2 separate regions of the Homo sapiens genome follow, and region 2 is linked to region 1. Evidence: read pairs that join two places in POLR2A ChIA-PET (ENCODE). Cell type or tissue: B cell. All regions are shown on one strand. Links, peaks and the distances in the headings refer to the core of each region. The heading gives the core; the rest is flanking DNA. Region 1 overlaps SCAMP4 (secretory carrier membrane protein 4). Region 2 overlaps TPGS1 (tubulin polyglutamylase complex subunit 1).

Region 1 (16,448 bases), core at 4,264-6,763:
AGACAGGATCTGACTTTGTCACCCAGGCTAGAGTGCAGTGGCACAGTCTCGGCTCACCGCAGCCTCTACCTCCCCAGGCTCAAGCAGTCTTCCCACCTAAGCCTCCCCAGTAGCTGGGATCACAGACACGCGCCACCACGCCCGCCTAATTTTTTTTTTTTTTTTTTTTTTTGAGACGGAGTCTTGCTCTTTCGCCTAGGCCAGACTGCAGTGGCACTATCTCGGCTCACTGCAAGCTCCATCTCCCGGGTTCACGCCATTCTCCTGGCCTCAGCCTCCCGAGTAGTTGGGACTACAGGCGCCCGCCACTGCGCCCGTCTCATTTTTTGTATTGTTAGTGGAGACGGGGTTTCACTGTATTAGCCAGGATGGTCTTGATCTCCTGACCTTGTGATCCCCCCGCCTCGGCCTCCCAAAGTGCTGGGACTACAGGCGTGAGCCACCGTGCCCGACTACGCCCGGCTAATTTTTTATAGAGACAGGGTTTTGCTATGTTCCCCAGGCTGGTCTCCAACTCCTGAGCTCAAGCAATAGCACCCACCTCAGCCTCCGAAAGTGCTGGGATTACAGGCCTGAGCCAATGCGCCCAGCACCCTTTGGAGGTCTTAATCTAATAAGAACATTATAAAGATAACAACTTGTCCACGCCCATCCCATCCTCTAGAGAGAAGATCTCCCAGCCTCCCAGTAAATCCCAAACAGCGTAGGTTTGGGGGAGGAGGCAGGCAGGAAGTGCCCCCTTCTGTTCTATTCCTATACTCACATAAAGAGACGTTCACACTTGTAATCCCAGCAGTTAGGGAGGCTGAGGTGGGAGGATCGCGTAAGACCAGGTGTTCAAGATCAGCCTTAGTGAGGCTAAAAATACAGAGTGAGGGCCAGGCGCGGTGGCTCACGCCTGTAATCCCAGCACTTTGGGAGGCCGAGGCTGGTGGATCACCTGAGGTCGGTAGTTCAAGACCAGCCTGGTCAACATGGTGAAACCCCGTCTCTACAAAAAATGCAAACATTAGCCAGTCTTGGTGGTGGGCGCCTGTAATCCTGTCTACTCAGGAGGACGAGGCAGAAGAATCACTAGAACCTGGGAGGCAGAGGTTGCAGTGAGTCAAGATTATGCCACTGCACTCTAACCTCAAAAACAACGAAAAAACAAAAACAGGCCCTCAGCAGATACCAAAGCTGCCCACACCTTGGTCTTGAACCTCCACGCTCTCCAAAGCTGTGAGAAGTAAATTTGTTGTGTCTAAGCTGCCCCACCTACGGTATTTTGTTAGAGATGCCACTGTCCCAACAGCCGCACATCCTCTGCCCAGGAAGCCCTTCTCCCACTCTCGCCCCATTCATCCTTGAAGGCCCAGCCTCAGGGTCGCAGCGTCTGGGAAAACTTCTGGAAGCTTTTCCCCCCTTGCTCACCTCCTGGTCCTGCCGCCTGTTACAGCTGGAGGTGTCCCCACAGCCCTGTGGCCCGGGGCCCTCTCGGGGCCACTCATTCTGAGGCCGGGTTGGCTGGAGGGTCAGGAGCCCGGGGGCAGGGGCCAGACTCATGCCTCGCAGGAAGGAAAGCTGGGTCCTGTTGCTGAGGCCGCCGCGGGCTTGTGCCTCCAGCCACGTGTCTTCTTCCTGCTGTCCACCCTGGGCCTCCATTCCCCTTCCAACCCCAGGAGGAGGAGCACATGGGGCCCTGGGGGGTCATGGAGCCCAGATGAGGGACCGTGAGTCCTCAGGTCACCTGTGGAGCTGCCTGGGTCGCCGGCCTGGAGCAAGAAGTAAACGTCCACTGTGCCGGAGCCGCTACGCCAGGCGGGCCGATTTGTTAAAGCAGCTGGGCCTTATCAGTAACGTGCTAATACACAGGTGCAGCCCATCACAGATGCTGGGCTGTGGAACTCAGCGGTCGGGCAGAGCTGCCTTCAGGCATGGCTGCAACCAGGGGTGACTCAAGCTCAGTGCCTGTGGACCTTTCTCTTTGTCCTCATGTCTCTCTCTCTCTCTTTTTTCTCTCTCTCTGTCTCTATCTCTCTGTCTTTTCCTGTCTCTGTCTCTATGTCTCTCTTTTTTTTTGAGATGGAACCTTGCTCTATTGCCCAGGCTGGAGTGCTCGCCATCTTTCTGTCTATGTCTCTGTCTCTCCCTGTCTCTGTCTCTCTATTTGTCTTTCTGCCTCTTTCTTCCTCTGCCTCTCTCTCTGTCTCTCAAGCTCTCTGTCTCTGTCTCTGTGTCTCTCCCTTTCTCTTCCTCTCTCTGTCTCTCTCTCCCTTCCTAGCTCTGTCTGTCTCTATTTCTCCCTCTCTATCTCTCTCTGTCTCTGCATCTCTCCCTCTATCTCCAACTGTGTCTCGTCTCTTTCATCCTCTGTCTCCGTCTCTCTCTCCCTCTCTATATCCCTCTGTCTCTATCTCTACCTCTCTATCTCTCTGTCTCTCTCTCCCTCCCCACATCTCTCTCTGTCTCTACCTTTCCCTCTCTCTCTCCCTCTCCTTGTCTCTCCGTCTCTGTGCCTTGGCTTCATTCTTTCACTCCAAGCTTCTTCCGTCCGTGGTGGCAGCTGTGGCTTAGTTTAGCAACCCCCAAATAAAACAGAGCTCTTCTCTCCCAGGATCGCTATAAAATCCCAGGAAAGTCTCTTATTGTCTGGCATTGGCCCCTCCCAGATGACTGGCCAGGCCTGGTTTAGGCAATGTCCTGGTGACCAGAAGGGCAGGTTCCACGAGGGGCAGCGCCCTGAGAACACAGGAGTCGGGTGGGCCAGGTTCCCCACAGCAGGAGGAGTAGTTGCCGGGGAAGGGGAAGGACGCTGAGCAGATGACAACAGCTGCCTGCGACTTGGCGGCAGCGTTCAGAGCAGCTCCAGTGACAAAGGGCTTTCCCGCCTGGAGTGGCTCACTGCCCAGTCTTGGCCCTGCCAGCCTCAGTGGCCTCCCTGCAAGGGGACAGTCCTGGCCATCATCTCCGGGTCCAGCTCTGGACAGCAGGGATCAAGTGACTCATGCCCTGGGCTGAAAATGTACATGACCTTGCAATTTTCCTGAATTTGCTCCAGGAACAAGAGACAAAGCTAATTCCCAGGAAGAGGAGGAGGGATCTGCCCTGTAGTTGCCCTTGACCAGGTCCCTGGGCCTCAACCTTATCTATAAAAGGATAGAGTTGAAGACGGATTGAACTGCCAAATTGGTTTCCTCCTGGTGCTGCTCGATTGATTGGTGATGTCTGCTTTGTGCATGGGAGGGAAGCAGTGTGGGCATCATTGGTTGATTGGTGATGTCTGCCCTGTGCACAAGAGGAAGGAAGGCAGGACAAACAGCAGCGTTCCCCAGTCAACCAACATCATTGCTTGATTGGTGATGCCTACCCTGTACACAGGAGGAAGGAGGTCAGGAGAAACATCATTCGATGATTAATTGGTGATGTCTGCCCATGTTGCCATGTTGGCCAGGTTGGTCTCCAACTCATGACCTCAGGTGATCCACCTGCCTCAGCCTCCCAAAGTGCTGGGTTTACAGGCATGAGCCACTGCGCCTGGCCCGATTCTACAACTTTTTTCTATTTCCTCATTTTAGATCATTCCAGAACTTTCTGGGAATTACACCCAACAGTCTCTAGTAGGGCATAAACACAGACTTGGGGGAAAAGAAGACCTGTCTTTGCAGCCAGTGGCGACACCCCTTCCCAGCTGGGAGGCTGGGCCTGCCCAGCACTGCATTCCCATATGCAGCGCAGCCAACGGAACAGGGCGACGTCAGGAAGTTTTGGTGGGTGAGGAAGCAGCACAGAGCAGGGTCTGCCCTCACCCCCACCAACCGCAGGGACAGAGCCTGGCGGCAGTGGGTGGCCCCAGAGCCAAGTGTGGGGCACTGGGATCTGCCTCTTCACAGGGGCACGGGATCCAGTCAGAGGATGGGTGACTCTGAGAGAAGTTTCTCTCCTTTGTCTACTTTCTCTGCTGTCCCAGAGAATGAAGGCTCATCCTGCAGCGTCCTTTGAGGGTACATGGCTGTGTGTTTGTGTGTCTGTGTGGGATGCTGTGTGTTGATGTTTGTGTGTGTCTGTGTGTATGTCCATGGATGGGTGTATGTTTGTGTGTTTTGTGTGTCTGTCTATGATGTAACATGTTGGTGTGTGTGGATACATGTCCATGCATTTGTATTTTGGGTTTTTTTTTTTTTTTGAGACGGAGTCTCGCTCTGTCGCCCAGGCTGGAGTGCAGTGGCGCAAGCTCCACCTCCCGGGTTCCCACCATTTTCCTGCCTCAGCCTCCCGAGTACCTGGGACTACCGGCGCCCACCACCACGCCCAGCTAATTTTTGGTATTTTTAGTAGAAACGGGGTTTCACCGTGTTAGCCAGGATGGTCTAGATCTCCTGACCTTGTGATCCACCCACCTCGGCCTTGCAAAGTGCTGGGATTACAAGCGCGAGCCACTGCGCCCGGTCATATTTTGTGTTTCGTGTTTTGTTTTTCTGAGACAGGGTCTCCCTCTGTCACCCAGGCTGGAGTGCAGAGATTCAATCATAGCTCACTGCAGCCCTCACTTCCCAGGCTCAAGTGATCCCCCTGCCTCGGCCTCCCAAAGTGTTGGGATTACAGGCATGAGCCACCGCAACCGGCCTGCATTTTGTATATGTGTTTGTTGTTTTCCAGTGTGTATGTCCATGTACATGTGTGCACGGGTGTGTGTGTGTTAGGTGTGTCTGTGTGAGGTGGCATGTTGGTATGTGTGGTCCATGTGTTCATGCATTTGTGTCATATGTATCTGCGTACATGTGTGCATATGTATGTGTGTGCACATGTCTGTCTCTGGGTCTTTGTGTGCGTGGGTGTGTGTGCGCACCTGTGCATCTGGGTGTGTGTGTGTGTGTTCGTCGGTGGGTCTATGGGGGGGTGTGCATTTGTGTGCCTGTGTTTGGCATGCCTGTGTGTGGTGTGTGTTGGTTTGTGTATTGTGTGTGTGAGCATGTGAGTGCCTGCATGGGGGGTATTCAGGAACGCTGCTGTGAATGGCATCGCTCAGCGTCAGGGAACCGTCTTGCTCCAGGTTTTGGGCTGTTTCATGGAGGCTGGGGGATGTTCTTGTTGATGATGCAGCCCACTTGGACTTAACTTATTTTTGGTCATATTGCACCTAAATGGTCCTCCTGGCATTCACTCTGTTCATTTGCCCCTGGTGCCTGGGGACTCCTCCCATGGTGGTGACCAGGGTCTCTCCCACATCTCTTGTCACCAAGGCCAGCCACAGAGGGCAGCCTGCAGTGGACAGGGTGCAGGACAGGGCAACAATGACCATGATGCTTCATGGAAGATGTGAGCTCCCCCCAGGGAGCCTCCCATCCAGAGCCCCCACCCCTCAGCTCGATGGAATGCCCAGCCCCTTGGTGCTGCAACCCCAGTAGGAGGGTGGCATCCTGGACCCAGGCAACAGGGATGCTGCATGCCACAAACACTGAGACACAAAGAAGAAGTGGTTCAAAAGCTGGGTGTGATGGTCACAGATTCTTTGCTGCTCCTCCCACGGAAAGACACAGTTCATTTCCCCTCCCCTGAATGTAGCTGCTCCTGTGACCTGTTTTAGCAACAGAAGGCAGGGGAAGTGGTGCCTTGAGACTTCTGAGGGAGGGTCTTACGAGCTCGACAGTAGGCTGGGCATGGTGCTTACACCTGTCATCCCAGCACTTGGGGAGGCCGAGGCGGGCAGATCACCCGAGGTCAGGAGTTTGAGACCAGCCTAGCCAGCACGGTGAAACCCTGTCTCTACTAAAAATACAAAATTAGCTGGGCGTGGTGGTGGGCACCTGTAATCCCAGCTACTCGGGAAGCTGAGGCAGTAGAATCACTTGAACCTGGGAGGTGGAGGTTGCAGTGAGCCGAGACTGCGCCATTACACTCCAGCCTGGGTGACAGAGTGAGACTGTGTCTCAAAAAAAAAAAAAAAAAAAAAAGAACTCAACAGCGTCCTTTCTGCTTGGAACCCAGCTGCCATCTTGTGAGGCAGCCACCTGGAAGCCCCTGGGTGATGGCACCACTGAGCAGGCACCACCTGCCAGCCCTGTGAGTGAGCTACCTCAAACATTCCCGGCCAGGGAAAGCCACTAAATGATTGCTGATTACCCCCCATCACCACAGGGAGCAGAACTGCCCAGCTGAGCCCGGACACCCCGCATCATGTCAGATATAATCCACTGCCATTCTACCTTAGCCACCCCAAATCCCTAGGGCTGAATGAGGTCATCAAATAATGATTCCTCTCCCACTTTCTCCCCTCTGCTAGTCCCTGGCAGACTGGAGGATGGCCCAGAGGCAGCCAGGTGAGGGGTGACGCCCTTCAAGGCCCTGCTCCAGTGGTCCTCACCAACTACAACCGCCCTGCAGAGCCCCGCTGTGCCCTGCACCTGCTCCCCGGCCCTCATGCCGCTGCCAGGAGTGTCTGTGCTCATCTGTCTTCTCTCCCCTCCAGCCTGAGAAAGCTCCTTCTTCCCACCCCTTACCAGAAATATAAATTGGCCGGGCGCGGTGGCTCATGCCTGTAATCTCAGCACTTTGGGAGGCTGAGGCAGGCAGATCACGAGGTCAGGAGATCGAGGCCATCCTGGCTAACATGGTGAAACCCCGTCTCTACTAAAAATACAAAAAATTAGCCAGGCATGGTGGCGGGCGCCAGTAGTCTCAGGTACTTGGGAGGCTGAGGCAGGAGAATGGCGTGAACCCAGGAGGCAGAGCTTGCAGTGAGCCAAGATGGTGCCGCTGCACTCCAGCCTGGGTGACAGAGTGAGACTCCGTCTCAAAACAAAAAAAAAGAAAAAAAGAAATATAAATTTACTCCTTGCCCCTTCTGTGTTTCAAAGGAGGGTGGCTTTTCAAAGTCCCCACAATGGGGACAGCATTCGAGGCTGCCTCAATGGCTGGTTCCACTTCGCAGCCCCATCTATCCATCAGGACGCCCTCTGCACCCATACTGACTTGTTCCTTTCCAACCCACCCTGACCCTCCACCCATCTGAGCCTTGTCTGGCTTCTCTCAGCCCAACAGGTCTGGCAAAGCTCAGGCAGATGATCACCTCTTTTGGGAGGACTCCATGATACATCAGGCCAAATGAATCCAACCCACCAGCCTCTGGAACTGCTTTCGTCCATGTACTTATGTGTTCTGCCTTCCATGATGGATATTCATGGTCTGTCTGCCCCACTAGGCAGCAGCTCCTGAGGACAGGAACTAAACCTCTTTAAAATGCCTTCAAAAACCCTGCCATGCACCCTGATACAGCCCTAGTTAGTGTACATATTATTATCAGGTTTCTGAAGATAATCCAGGAACACCTATTGTATCAGTCAGCTACTGCTGCATAACAAATTATACCAAACTCAGTGGCCTAAAACAACACATGTCTTTGTGATATGACTGGTGAAATAAATTAAGCAAAAACAAATTATTATTTTTTTTAATAAAAAAGAAGAGGCTGGGAGCCATGGCTCATGCCTGTAATCCCAGCACTTTGGGAGGCTGAGGCAGGCAGATCACCTGAGGTCAGGGGTTTGAGACCAGCTTGGCCAATATGGTGAAACCCAATCTCTACTAAAAATACACAAAAATTAGCTGGGTGTGGTGGCGGGCGCCTGTAGTCCTGGCTACTTGGGCGGCTGAGGCAGGGAAATCTCTTGAACCTGGGAAGCAGAGGTTGCAGTGAACCGAGATCGCACCACTACACTCCAGCCTGGGCAAAGAGCAAGACTCCATCTCAAATAAATAAATAAATAAATAAATAAATAAAACAAAAATAAAATTAATAAATAAAACAACAGACATCTTATCAAGTTTCTGGGGCTCAGAAGACTGGAAATGACTCAACTGGGGGGCCAGGCATGGTGGCTCATGCCTGTAATCCCAGCACTTTGGGAGGCTGAGGCGGGTGAATCACCTGAGGTTGGGAGTTTGAGACCAGCCTGACCAGCAAGGAGAAACAGAAACCCTGTCTCTGCTAAAAATACAAAAGTTAGCTGGGCATGGTGGCACATGCCTGTAGTCCCAGCTACTCTGGAGGCTGAGGCAGGAGAATTGCTTGAACCCAGGAGGTGGTGGTTGTAGTGAGCCGAGATCACGCCACTGCACTCCAGCCTGGGCAACAAGAACAAAACTCCGTCTCAAAAAAAAAAAAAGAAAAGAAAAAAATGACTCAACTGGGTGGCTCACGCCTGTAGTCCCAGCACTTTGGGAGGCTGAGGCGGGTGGATCACTTGAAGCCAGGAGTTCGATACCAACCTGGCCAACATGGCAAAAACTAGTTTCTACTAAAAATATAAAAATTAGCTGGGTGTGGTTGGTGGCGTGCACCTGTAATCCCAGCTACTTGGGAGGCTGAGGCAAGAGGATCGCTTGAACCTGGGAGGTGGAGGTTGCAGTGAGCCGAGATTGTGCCACTGCACTCCAGTGTGGGCGACAGAGTGAGTCTCTCTGTCTGTCTCTCTCTCTCTCTCTCTCACACACACACACACACACACACACACACACACAGCTTGAGATTGTGCGTTCATGCTGGGAAATCGTGAGACATCCCAAACATCACATTCACCCTCCTAAATTGCTGTTGGAAGGCGATGGCTCCCTCATGTGGAAGAAGGATTTAGCAGTGGGGTTTGTGGAGGCGTAGGCAGGGTGAGGGGCAGCAACGCGGAATGACACAGCCCCTGGGGTTGGCAACAGTGGGCGCCTTACAGGTGGGGGATGGGCTGCAGAGAGGGACCCCCATGGACAGGCTGTCCTCTAGAGGGAGGAGGCCAGGGACCGACAATCGGCCTCACTTCCCCTCCCTCACTCTTCCTCCCTCACTCTCCCAGCCCCCTGCCCCCTGGTGCAAGTCCCCAGCTGGACCCCGCTGGGATGGAAGCTGAAGCCAGAGGGTTGAGGATCCGTCCCTGCAGTGCCCCCAGGCCTGGGTCCGGGCGTGGAGCTCAGTGGCAGGGGTGGAGGGGGAGCCTGGAGGGCCCAGCCCAATGAAGCCATCACAGTCACTCTTTTAGTGATGCCCACCCCGGGGACTCACCACCAGGGGCAGTAGCCATGGGGGGGGGCACACGATGCCCCCAGCTGCCCGCCAGGTCCCCCGCCATGCCTGCAGTTCCGTCTTCCTTTCCTCATTCCCTGGATCGCCCCTGTGACCCTGAAGGGGACGTGGCCACTCAGGAGCCACATCATGCCGGCTGCACCTTGTCCAGAGGCGGACACTCCCCATTTTTTTTCTTTTCTTTTCTTTTTTTTTTTTTTTTTTTGAGAAGGAGTTTCACTCTTGTCGCCCAGGCTGGAGTGCAATGGTGCGCTCTCAGCTCACTGCAACCTCTGCCTCCCGGCAGATTCTCCTGCCTCAGCCTCCCAAAGGGCTGAGATTACAGGCGTGACCCACCCCTGCGAGAGTTTCTATTAGAACCTGAAGCCCGGGAGCCAGGGCAGAGCCCGTCCGACTGGAGTCCGAGGTCGCCCTCTGGCGGCCGAGCGGAGGGCGGCGGGGTCGACCTCCGAAGGGAAGACGGGGCAGTGACTGGGGCGACAGTTTGCAGAAAGAGGGGCGTGATATTTAGGACGCACAGCAGAGGCTGCGGTCCCCGTCAGTACCCTGCAGCACCTGTCACTCCTGAACATGTAAACGCACACACGCATTCACACATGCAAACACGCATCGGTTTGCTAGGGCTGCCTTGACAGGTACCGCAGACCCGGCGGCGCAAACACCTGTTTATTCTCTCTCGGTTCTGGGGCTGCGAGTCCCAGACGAAGGTGTGAGCGACGCTGGATCCTTCTGAGCCCGAGTGGACTCTGTCCCAGGCCTCTCTTGGCGGTGACCGGCGTTCTTGGCTTGCGAAAGCTTCACCATGGTGTTCGTCCTGTGTGTGTCTGTGTCCCAAATTTCCCTTTTTTTTTTGTCTTGCTCTGTCACCCAGGCTGAAGTGCAGTGGTGTGATCTTGGCTCACTGCAACCTACACCTCCCGGTTCAAGCGATTCTCCCACCTCAGCCTCCCAAGTAGCTGGGATTACAGGTGTGCATCACCACGCCTGGCTAATTTTTTGTATTTTTAGTAGAGACGGAGTTTCACCATGTTGGCCAGGCTGGTCTTGAACTCCTGACCTCAGATAATCCACCCGCCTCGGTGTGCCAAAGTGCCGGGATTACAGACGTGAGCCACTGCACCTGGCTTTTTTTTTTTTTTTTTTTTTTTGAGATAGGGTCTCTCTCTGGCACCCAGGCTGGAGTGCAGTGGCGCCGTTAACAGCTCACTGCAGCCTCAATCTCCTGGACTCAAGCAATCCTCCCACCTCAGCCTCCTGAGTAGCTGGGAATGCACGCATGTGCCACCATGCCCTGACACTTTTTGTATTTTTTGTGGAAATGAGATCTTGCTATGTTGCCCAGACTGGTTTCAAACTCTTGGTCTCAAGCAATCCTCCCACCTCGGCCTCCTGAGTAGCTGGGACTACAGGCGCATGCCACCATACCTGGCTAATTTTAATTTTTTTTGTAGATATAGGGTCTCACTATGTTGCCAAGGCTGGTCTTGAACTCCTGGGCTCAAGCAATCCTCCTGCCTCTGCCTCCCAAATTGCTGGGATTACAGGTGAGAGCCACTGGGCCCAGCTCAAATTTCCTGTTTTATGTAAAGGACACCAGTCACACTGGATCAGTGCCCACCCTACTCCAGAATGAAGTCATCTTAACTATATAATTTCATCCTCAATGACCTTATTTCCAAGCAAAGTCACATTCTGAGGTCCTGGGGCTTAGGGTGTGAACATATGGGTATTGGGGAGGACCTAATTCAATCTGTAATAAAGCACAGACACTCATAGACACACAGATGCACATACACACACACACATACGATACACACGCAACACAAGCACAACACACACAGACCAGCATCTATGACTCTCTACCTGAGGGCGGAGCTAAGCCTCCCCAGCCCCCATACCATTTGCAGGGGAGTTGGAGGATAAATACCCCAGCTCCCTCACCTCCGGACGACAACCTGAGCCAGATCCTCAGAGGGACTGAGCTCCAGCAGCCTGGAGCTGTAACCTCCCTGTTCATGCCTCCCTATGGGCCACTCCCCATCCCCACACCCCTTCGGTACTTCCTGGGCTCACATCCTAGATAGACCATTTGCCCTCAATCTTTGTTGTGGTAAAACACCCTTTTGCGACAGAGCTGCTGAGCCATCCCTCTTGTCCTCTATGAAGCCAGATGTTCAAGAGTTTTGCACACATTTAAAAAAGTATGCCACCCATCCTCCTGTTTAAAAAATGTATTTGAGGCCGGGCACCGTGGCTCACACCTGTAATCCCAGCACTTTGGGAGGCCGAGGCGGGTGGGTCACGAGGTCAGGAGATCGAGACCATCCTGGCTAACACAGTGAAACCCCGTCTCTATTAAAAATACAAAAAATTAGCCGGGCGTGGTGGCGGGCGCCTGTAGTCCCAGCTACTCGGGAGGCTGAGGCAGGGGAATGGCGTGAACCCGGGAGGCGGAGCTTGCAGTGAGCGGAGATCGCGCCATTGCACTCCAGTGTGGGCGACGGAGTGAGACTCGGTCTCAAAAAACAAAGTATTTGAAAAAAAATATTAACATGTAGTAAGTTTATTCTTTTGTTGTTTTTTGGTTTTTTTTTTTTTTTTTGAGACAGAGTCTCGCTCTGTCGCCCACACTGGAGTGCAATGGAGCGATCTCCGCTCACTGCAAGCTCCCCGCCCAGGTTGATGCCATTCTCCTGCCTCAGCCTCCCGAGTAGCTGGGAATACAGGCGCCCGCCAGCATGCCCGGAGAATTTTTTGTATTTTTAGTGGAGATGGGGTTTCACCGTGTTAGCCAGCATGGTCTCGATCTCCTGACCTCGTGATCCGCCCGCCTCGGCCTCCCAAAGTGCTGGGATTACAGGCGTGAGCCACCGCGCCCGGCTGGGTTTGTTTTTTGAGACAGAATCTTGCTCTGTCACCCAGGTGGCAGTGCAGTGGCGTTATCTTGGCTCACAGCAACCTCTGCCTCCCAGGTTCAACTGATTCTTCTGCCTCAGCCTCCCAAGTAGCTGGGATTACAGGCACCTGCCACCACACCTGGCTAATTTTTGTATTTCTAGTAGAGACAGGGTTTCACCATGTGGGCCAGGCTGGTTTTGAACTCCTGACCTTGGGTGATCTGCCTGCCTCGGCCTCCCAAAGTGCTGGTATTACAGGTGTGAGCCACCACACCCCACAACCCCCCTTTTTTTCTCTCCAGAGTCTCACTCTGTCACCCAGGCTGGAGTGCAATGGTGCAATCTTGGCTTAGTGCAACCTCTGCCTCCCAGGTTCAAGCGATTCTCCTGCCTCAGCCTCCCGAGTAGCTGGGATTACAGGCGTGTGCCACCACGCCCAGCTAATTTTTTGTGTTTTCAGTAGAGACAGAGTTTCACTATGTTGGCCAGACTGGTCTTGAACCCCTGACCTCAGATGATCCGCCCACCTCGGCCTCCCAACGTGCTGGGATTACAGGCGTGAGCCACTGCGTCTGGCCGATGTTTGCTTTTTACGTAGGGCCAGTGACACTGGCTTTCCATCTGTGCAAGTTTCCTTTTTTTTTGAGCCGGTGGGGAGTGCAGTGGCGCGATCTGGGTTCACGGCAACCTCCGCCTCCCGGGTTCAAGCAATTCTCCTGCCTCAGCCTCCTGAGTAGCTAGAACTACAGGCACCCGCCACCGCGCCCGGCTAATTTTTGTATTTTTAGTAGAGGCCGGGTTTCACCACGTTGGCCAGGATGGCAGGGTCAGCCCTGGGCACACCTGGCTACAGGGCACCCGGGGCCTGGGTGGGAGGAGGCGCTGCAGGGGGGCATCCTGCCAGAGGCCATATGCTGAGGGGTCTCCCAAGGGAGAAGACGGCCTGGGGGAACCACACATGCTCACAGCACAAACGCGGCAGGTCCCTGGCTCTAAGTGCAGAAACATGTATTTATTTCCAGGATATTTTCACATAACAAAACCCCAACGATGCGGCGAGGGGCCACACACGGCGGGGGAGGGGTGGGGGGGGGTTGGGCCTGCCAGGTGAGATTTTGTCTGCATCAGTGCAGGCGAGAGGCTGGGGAAGGGGGTGCCTCTTGGCAGACTGGCCGGGGGCAGGACCTGAAGACCCTGAAGCATGGCCGTGAGACCCATGGGTGCTCCATCCTGGCTGCCGTCCATCGAGACACCATGGCCGCCTCCGGGCACCCAGCGGCATTCCGTACCAGCGAGGGGACTGGCTCACATCCTGGGGAGGGCTCCAGGGCAGCAGGCGTCCTACAGCAACAGCATCCTGGGGGTGAACGGGTGGGGAGGGGTGGCAGCCTGGGGTGTCCAAAGTTGTGGTCAGCGAGTGCAGGAAATGATGAAGGAAAAGTTTCTTTTTGGCCCAACCGTTGTGAATGGTGCTGTGAAAATGTCTTGCCTGGGAGAGGTGTTCCAGGGGGAGTTGGGGGGTGAGGGGACAAGACAATTGTGGCCGCTGCCGGACCCCTCCATAAGGCACAGATTTGACGGGTCCCCTCTCATAAAAGGCCACTCCAGGCTGGGCGCGGTGGCTGACACCTATTATCCCAGCACTTTGGGAGGCCAAGGCGGGTGGATCACTTGAGGTCAGGAGTTCGAGACCAGCCTGGCCAACATGGTGAAACCCCATCTGTACTAAAAATATAAAAATTAGCTGGGCGTGGTGGCAGGCAACTGTAATCCCAGCTATTTGGGAGGCTGAGGCAGGAGAACTGCTTGAACACGGGAGGCAGAGGTTGCAGTGAGCCGAGATCACACCACTGCACTCCAGCCTGGGCGACAGAGTGAAACTCTTGTCTCAAAAGAGAAAAAACAAAACAAAACAAAACACAAAGGCCTCTCCTGCAGGGCTCCGGCTGCTGGGAAACCGGCTCTCTGCCGGTTTGCTGGGTTTGGGGAGCGGCTGTGCTCCCGACCTGGCCTGGGTCCCCGACTCTGAACTCAGGGGCGTGGAAAGACAGCCTGCCAGGGATCCCTGTTTTGGAGGCAGGGAGGGTGGCCCCAGGATACCCTGGACCAGGAACTCCCCAGGTATGGTGCACGTGGGGAGGGGGCGAGGCTGGAGCCGCACAGATCAGGGGATGGCGGGGACAGCGAGGACTCAGCTAGGCACCAAGCCCTCTATCACTGCAGGGGACCGGAAGCTGGCCCCGACGCCTCTTATTAGTTCCGGCCAAGGGCATCTGCCATGGTGACGGCGGGTGGCCGGTGAGACGGAGCTCCCCATCAGACCCGCTCTGACCTCAGCGCCAGCAGCTCTGGGAGGACGGGAGGGCGGCCGACCTGCTGCCACCTGTCCCCCGGAGTCAGGCCTCGAGACCTGAAGACAAGGCCGTACCAGCCGTGCAGTGGACGGCGGGTGACCACACGTTTCCGGGAGCAAGAGGGCGTCCTGTGGACGGCAGAGGCCAAGGGCTGCTGGGGAGTGCTTGTGAGGAACTCCGCTCTCGGATGAGATGAACACGGGTTCTGTGGCCCTGGCAGGAGGGGGGCGGTCCGTGGCCACCACCGGCTTCCACCATCCCAGCTGGGGGGATGGGGCCCCAGGTACTCCCAGCCCTCGGGACCAGGGGTAGCAGCAGGAATGAAGGGGAGGAGGTGGTGGGCGGTGGGGGCAGGGCAGGCTCCCTCTAAGGCCACTGGCCACTGCCCGGGTAGCTGGGCACAGTGGGGTACTCGGGCAGGCTGTTGCCTGAGAAGTTGTTGTACTGGGCCTCCCTCGACGGTGGGTTCCGCCAAGTGCCCGTGTTCCACTCCGTCTGTGCCTTCTGGAAGCTTCCGCCAGCCCCTCGGTAGATCCTGTGCACCTGCAAGGACAGAGGACAGGGAGGCAGAAGACAGAAAATGAGCATGGCGGCCGGGCACGGGGACTCACGCCTGTCATCCCAGCACTTCGGGAGGCCGAGGCAGACAGACTGTCTGAGCTCTGGAGTTCGAGACCAGTCCAAACAACATGGTGAAACCCTGTCTCTACTACAATATAAAAAATAGGCCGGGCACGGTGGCTCACGCCTGTCATCCCAGCACTTCGGGAGGCCGAGGCGGGAGGATCACGAGGTCAGGAGATTGAGACCATCCTGGCTAACACGGTGAAAACCTGTCTCTACCAAAAATACAAAAACAAAATAATTAGCCAGGTGCGGTAGCGGGCGCCTGTAGTCCCAGCTACTCGGGAGGCTGAGGCAGGAGAATGGCATGAACCCCAGAGGCGGAGCTTGCAGTGAGCAGAGATCGCACCACTACACTCCAGCCTGGGTGACAGAGCGAGACTCTGTCTAAAAAAAAAAAAAAAAAAAAAAGCATTTTGCTGTAACTGAAAGTTTCTGTTATGAGCCCAGCTCAACACTTCCGCTATCTTCAGATGGAAACTGTGACCGGGAACCTGCAAGGGGCCCCACCCTCACTGACAGGACAGCTCCAGGGCCTCAGCTGTTCCTGCAAACACTGCGGTTTACACACAACCCCTGCTTCCCTCTGGAGTCTGGACTCCCGGCCCAGGGGGCCACAGGACTGGCCCCATAGGAACCCAGGCGCTGGGTCCCTGGGAGTGTCCCTGGTGACAGTGCCTCCTGCTGTCATCCCAGCTCACTGCTGGGGATGAAGTGCGGCCTGCGTGACACCGTGGGGAGAGGGCCCGGCTCCTCGACGTTCACCCACCTGGGACAGTTGGGTGACGAGGTTCATGGAGAAGGGGTAAGGGCTGGACGTCACAAAGCCGAGGACTCACCTTCATGATCGCGATGGCCATCATGGCAGCCGACACGGAGAACATGATGGCTGGAAGCAGCATGACCACGGCAGCGCCCGGGCTGTACTGGAAGAATCCAATTGCCGACAGCCAGCCGCTGCAAGGGACAAGAGAGTGCGTGGGTGCCTGCACACCTGCTGGATGAGGGCCCATGGTCCGGCCCATGGTCCTCCCCATGTAAAGAGCTCTGGCCAATCAACAAGGAGTGGACAGCTCATACAAGGACGACCAAGTGGCCAACAAACATAAAGCGATACTGAGAGGCACCAACTTCAACGCGTGAATACGACCTTATCCCTCCACCATCGCAGCAGTGAGCCGCGTGTGCAGTGGACACAAACTTCGACGCGTGAACACAACCTTATCCCTTCACCATCGCAGCAGTGGGCTGTGCGTGCAGGGAATGGAGACCAGTGCTTCCCCATTAGTTTCCCTCAGTGAGTCCGGCGGGCACCAGCCATGGAAAGACTCAAAGGCCCCACTGAGCCTGCTACTAAGAACCCAGCCTACGGCAACTGTGTCTAATGATGGGAACTGCTGAAACCTACATCCGCATGTCCGGGAGCAATGCGGATGGAAAATCTGCCACCATCACCCGGTGGGCACTGAGGGACCATTAGAAACAATGAGGAGGCCGGGCGCAGAGGCTTACGCCTGTCGTCCC
Region 2 (2,500 bases), core at 1-2,500, 1.4 Mb after region 1:
CAGGCGCCTGCCACCACAGCCCAGCTTTTTTTTTTTTTCGTATTTTTAGTAGAGACAGGGTTTCACCATGTTGGTCAGGCTGATCTTGAACTCCTGACCTCAAGTGATCCGCCGCCTTAGCCTCCCAAAGTGCTGGGGTTACAGGTGTGAGCCACCACGCCCGGCTGGATTCGCTCTTGCAGTCTGAGAAGTGATTCTGGTTGGTGGTGGTGGGCACTGGGGGATACCGGACGACCCTCCCCACCGGTGGCGAGTGGGCTGCGTTCTGGAGCAGGCCGGGCGCAGATCCCAGCTGAGCCCTTGCTGAGGGTGTAACCTCCGCTGCCTGGGCCTGGGAATCAATCACATGAGGCACTTCAGTTCCTGGGAAGTGTTAGGGCTGTTGTCTCACCAATGTCACTACCATCTGCCCAGCTGGCCTCTTCATTTGACATCTGGGGAGACTGAGGCTCAGGGAGGATACCTGGGCCGGGCGGGGCTGGAGGGCCCGGGCCCTGCGTTCCAGAAGAGCCGCCTGCTCTCCGGCTTCAGGCTCCGCAGGGCCCCGTGGGGCGTCCCCCTCCGCTGCTCCCACCAGGCCGGGTCCAGGGGTCCCGGCGTTTCCGGCCTCGAATCCAGCCTCCAGTCGCCGCGGTTCCGGGGCCGTGGGTGACCTGCTGGGGAAAAGCGTCTTCTGCGGGCACCGGGGCTGGGAGGCGGGCGCTCGCATACACACCAGCGTCAGCCTCGCAACACATTTTATTAGCGTGGGGCAGGGGCTCCCGCGGGGGTGGAGGGGCGGCCGCGGCGCTGTGTGGGGACCGGGCGTCCGCTTCCTGGGAGCCCCGGCCTCCTCCGCAGGGCTGGGCGCCTGGTTATGGCAGGGCCTCACCAGGGCGAAGGGAAGGCTCCGCGCGCCCCGCACGCGGGGACCCCCCAGCGCAGATCCCGGATCCGCGCGGCCCACGGGCCTCAGCCCACCGGCTTGACCTTCGCGATGAAGAGCGCGGCGGCCCTCTCCAGAAACTCCTCGCGGGTCATGGGCGCGCTGGGCCGCCGCCCCCCGACGGCGCGGTCCAGCGCCAGCGCCAGGCTGTCGGGCCCCAAGCGCGAGCCGGCCTCCAGGAAGCGCGCGGGCGCGGCGGCGTCGCTGGCCTGCAGCGCGCCCTCCAGGGTGTCCAGCACGGCCTGGCCCACGCGGCGGTCGGCCACGGCGGCGGCCGAGTCCTCCAGCAGCTGGAAGAGCGCGCCGGCGCGCGCCACGAACTCCAGCAGCACGAAGCAGGTGAGTGTGCCCGCGCGGAAGACGCTCAGCGGCACCGCCTCGTGGTCACGGCACTGCACCTTGCGCAGCAGCGGCGCCACCACCTCCTCGGGGGCTTGGCCGTCCCGGCAGATGCGCCTGAGCAGCTCGCTGTAGGTGCGCCCGTCCAGCCCCGGCCTCTTCCTGCGCCCGCCGGCGCTCAGGCACTCGTAGGCCACGCTCACGTTGTTGTTGAAGGCGGCCCTGCGGAGACGGGGACGTTGGGGGCCGGCAGAGACCGCGCGCCCACCCAGCCCCAGCCTCCCCTCCTCGCCAGGCCTATGCCCTAGCCTCCCCGACCCCCCAGCCAGCCCTGGCCTCCCCTCTCCTCCTACCCCCCATCCCCGGCCTCCCCTCCTCCTCACCCTCTATCCCTGAAGCTCCTCTCTTGAGCCCCCGCCTCCCTTCTCCCAGCTAGGGCCTCTCCTCCCCGCAGCATCCCCAGCCCGGGCCTCTCCTCCCCCAAGCATCCCCAGCCCGGGCCTCTCCTCCCCCCAGCATCCCCAGCCCAGGCCTCCCTCCTCCCAGTCCCCTCCCAGCCCAGGCCTCCCTCCCCCAAGCATCCCCAGCCTGGGCCTCTCCTCCCCCAGCATCTCCAGCCCAGGCCTCCTCCTCTCAGCCCCCTCCCAGCCCTGGCCTCTCCTCCCCCCAGTATCCCAAGCCCAGGCCTCCCTCCTCCCAGCCCCTACCCAGCCCGGGCCTCCCTCTTCCCAGCCCCTACTCAACCTGGGCCTCCCCTCCCCACCCCACCAGCACTCCCAGCCTGGGCCTCCCTCCTCCCAGCCCCTACCCAGCCTGGACCTCCCCTCCTCCCAGCTCCCACCCAGCCTGGCCTCCCTCCTCCCAGCCCCTACCCAGCCGGGGCCTCCCTCTTCCCAGCCCCTACTCAACCTGGGCCTCCCCTCCCCACCCCACCAGCACTCCCAGCCTGGGCCTCCCTCCTCCCAGCTCCCACCCAGCCTGGCCTCCTTCCTCCCAGCACCCCCCAGCCCGGGGCTCCCTCCTCCCAGCACCCACCCAGCCAGGCCTTCCTCCTCCCAGCACCCCCTCAGCCTGGGCCTCCCCTCCCCACCAGCACCCCCAGCCTCGGCCTCCTCCCAACCTGGATCTCCCTCCTCCCAGCCTCTACCCAGCCTGGGCCTCCTCCCAACCTGGATCTCCCTCCTCCCAGCCTCTACCCAGCCTGGGCCTCCTCCTCCCAGCCCCCACCCAGCCTGG

Evidence for each region. ChIA-PET counts read pairs that join two places held together with the same protein. Peaks named below come from ENCODE experiments on the same cell type or tissue, not always from the same donor. Only the 100,000 strongest peaks of a DNase experiment are listed, where the experiment ranks them.
Region 2: POLR2A ChIA-PET joins it to region 1 with 5 read pairs; 1 of 35 experiments calls an interaction of 5 or more read pairs at or near these places.

The regions. Positions count from the first base shown.
Region 1 is chr19:1,922,503-1,938,950 of GRCh38, reverse strand. It overlaps SCAMP4 (secretory carrier membrane protein 4), which reads right to left. Exons shown (of 7, transcript NM_079834.4): 6 at 15,764-15,881; 7 at 12,938-14,843. The coding sequence ends at 14,667. Among named protein-coding and RNA genes, the nearest start is that of CSNK1G2, 10 kb to the left of the region's middle. RefSeq lists silencers at 363-563, 9,307-9,601 and enhancers at 9,120-9,209, 9,308-10,190. In B cell, for the core only: no CTCF peak of the experiment used is centred there; DNase peaks (open chromatin) are centred at 5,520 and 6,076; H3K4me3 peaks cover 283 bases; H3K27ac peaks cover 1,601 bases.
Region 2 is chr19:517,875-520,374 of GRCh38, reverse strand. It overlaps TPGS1 (tubulin polyglutamylase complex subunit 1), which reads right to left. Exons shown (of 2, transcript NM_033513.3): 2 at 721-1,486. The coding sequence ends at 952. Among named protein-coding and RNA genes, the nearest start is that of MADCAM1-AS1, 11 kb to the right of the region's middle. RefSeq lists an enhancer at 1,011-1,917. In B cell, for the core only: no CTCF peak of the experiment used is centred there; a DNase peak (open chromatin) is centred at 1,321.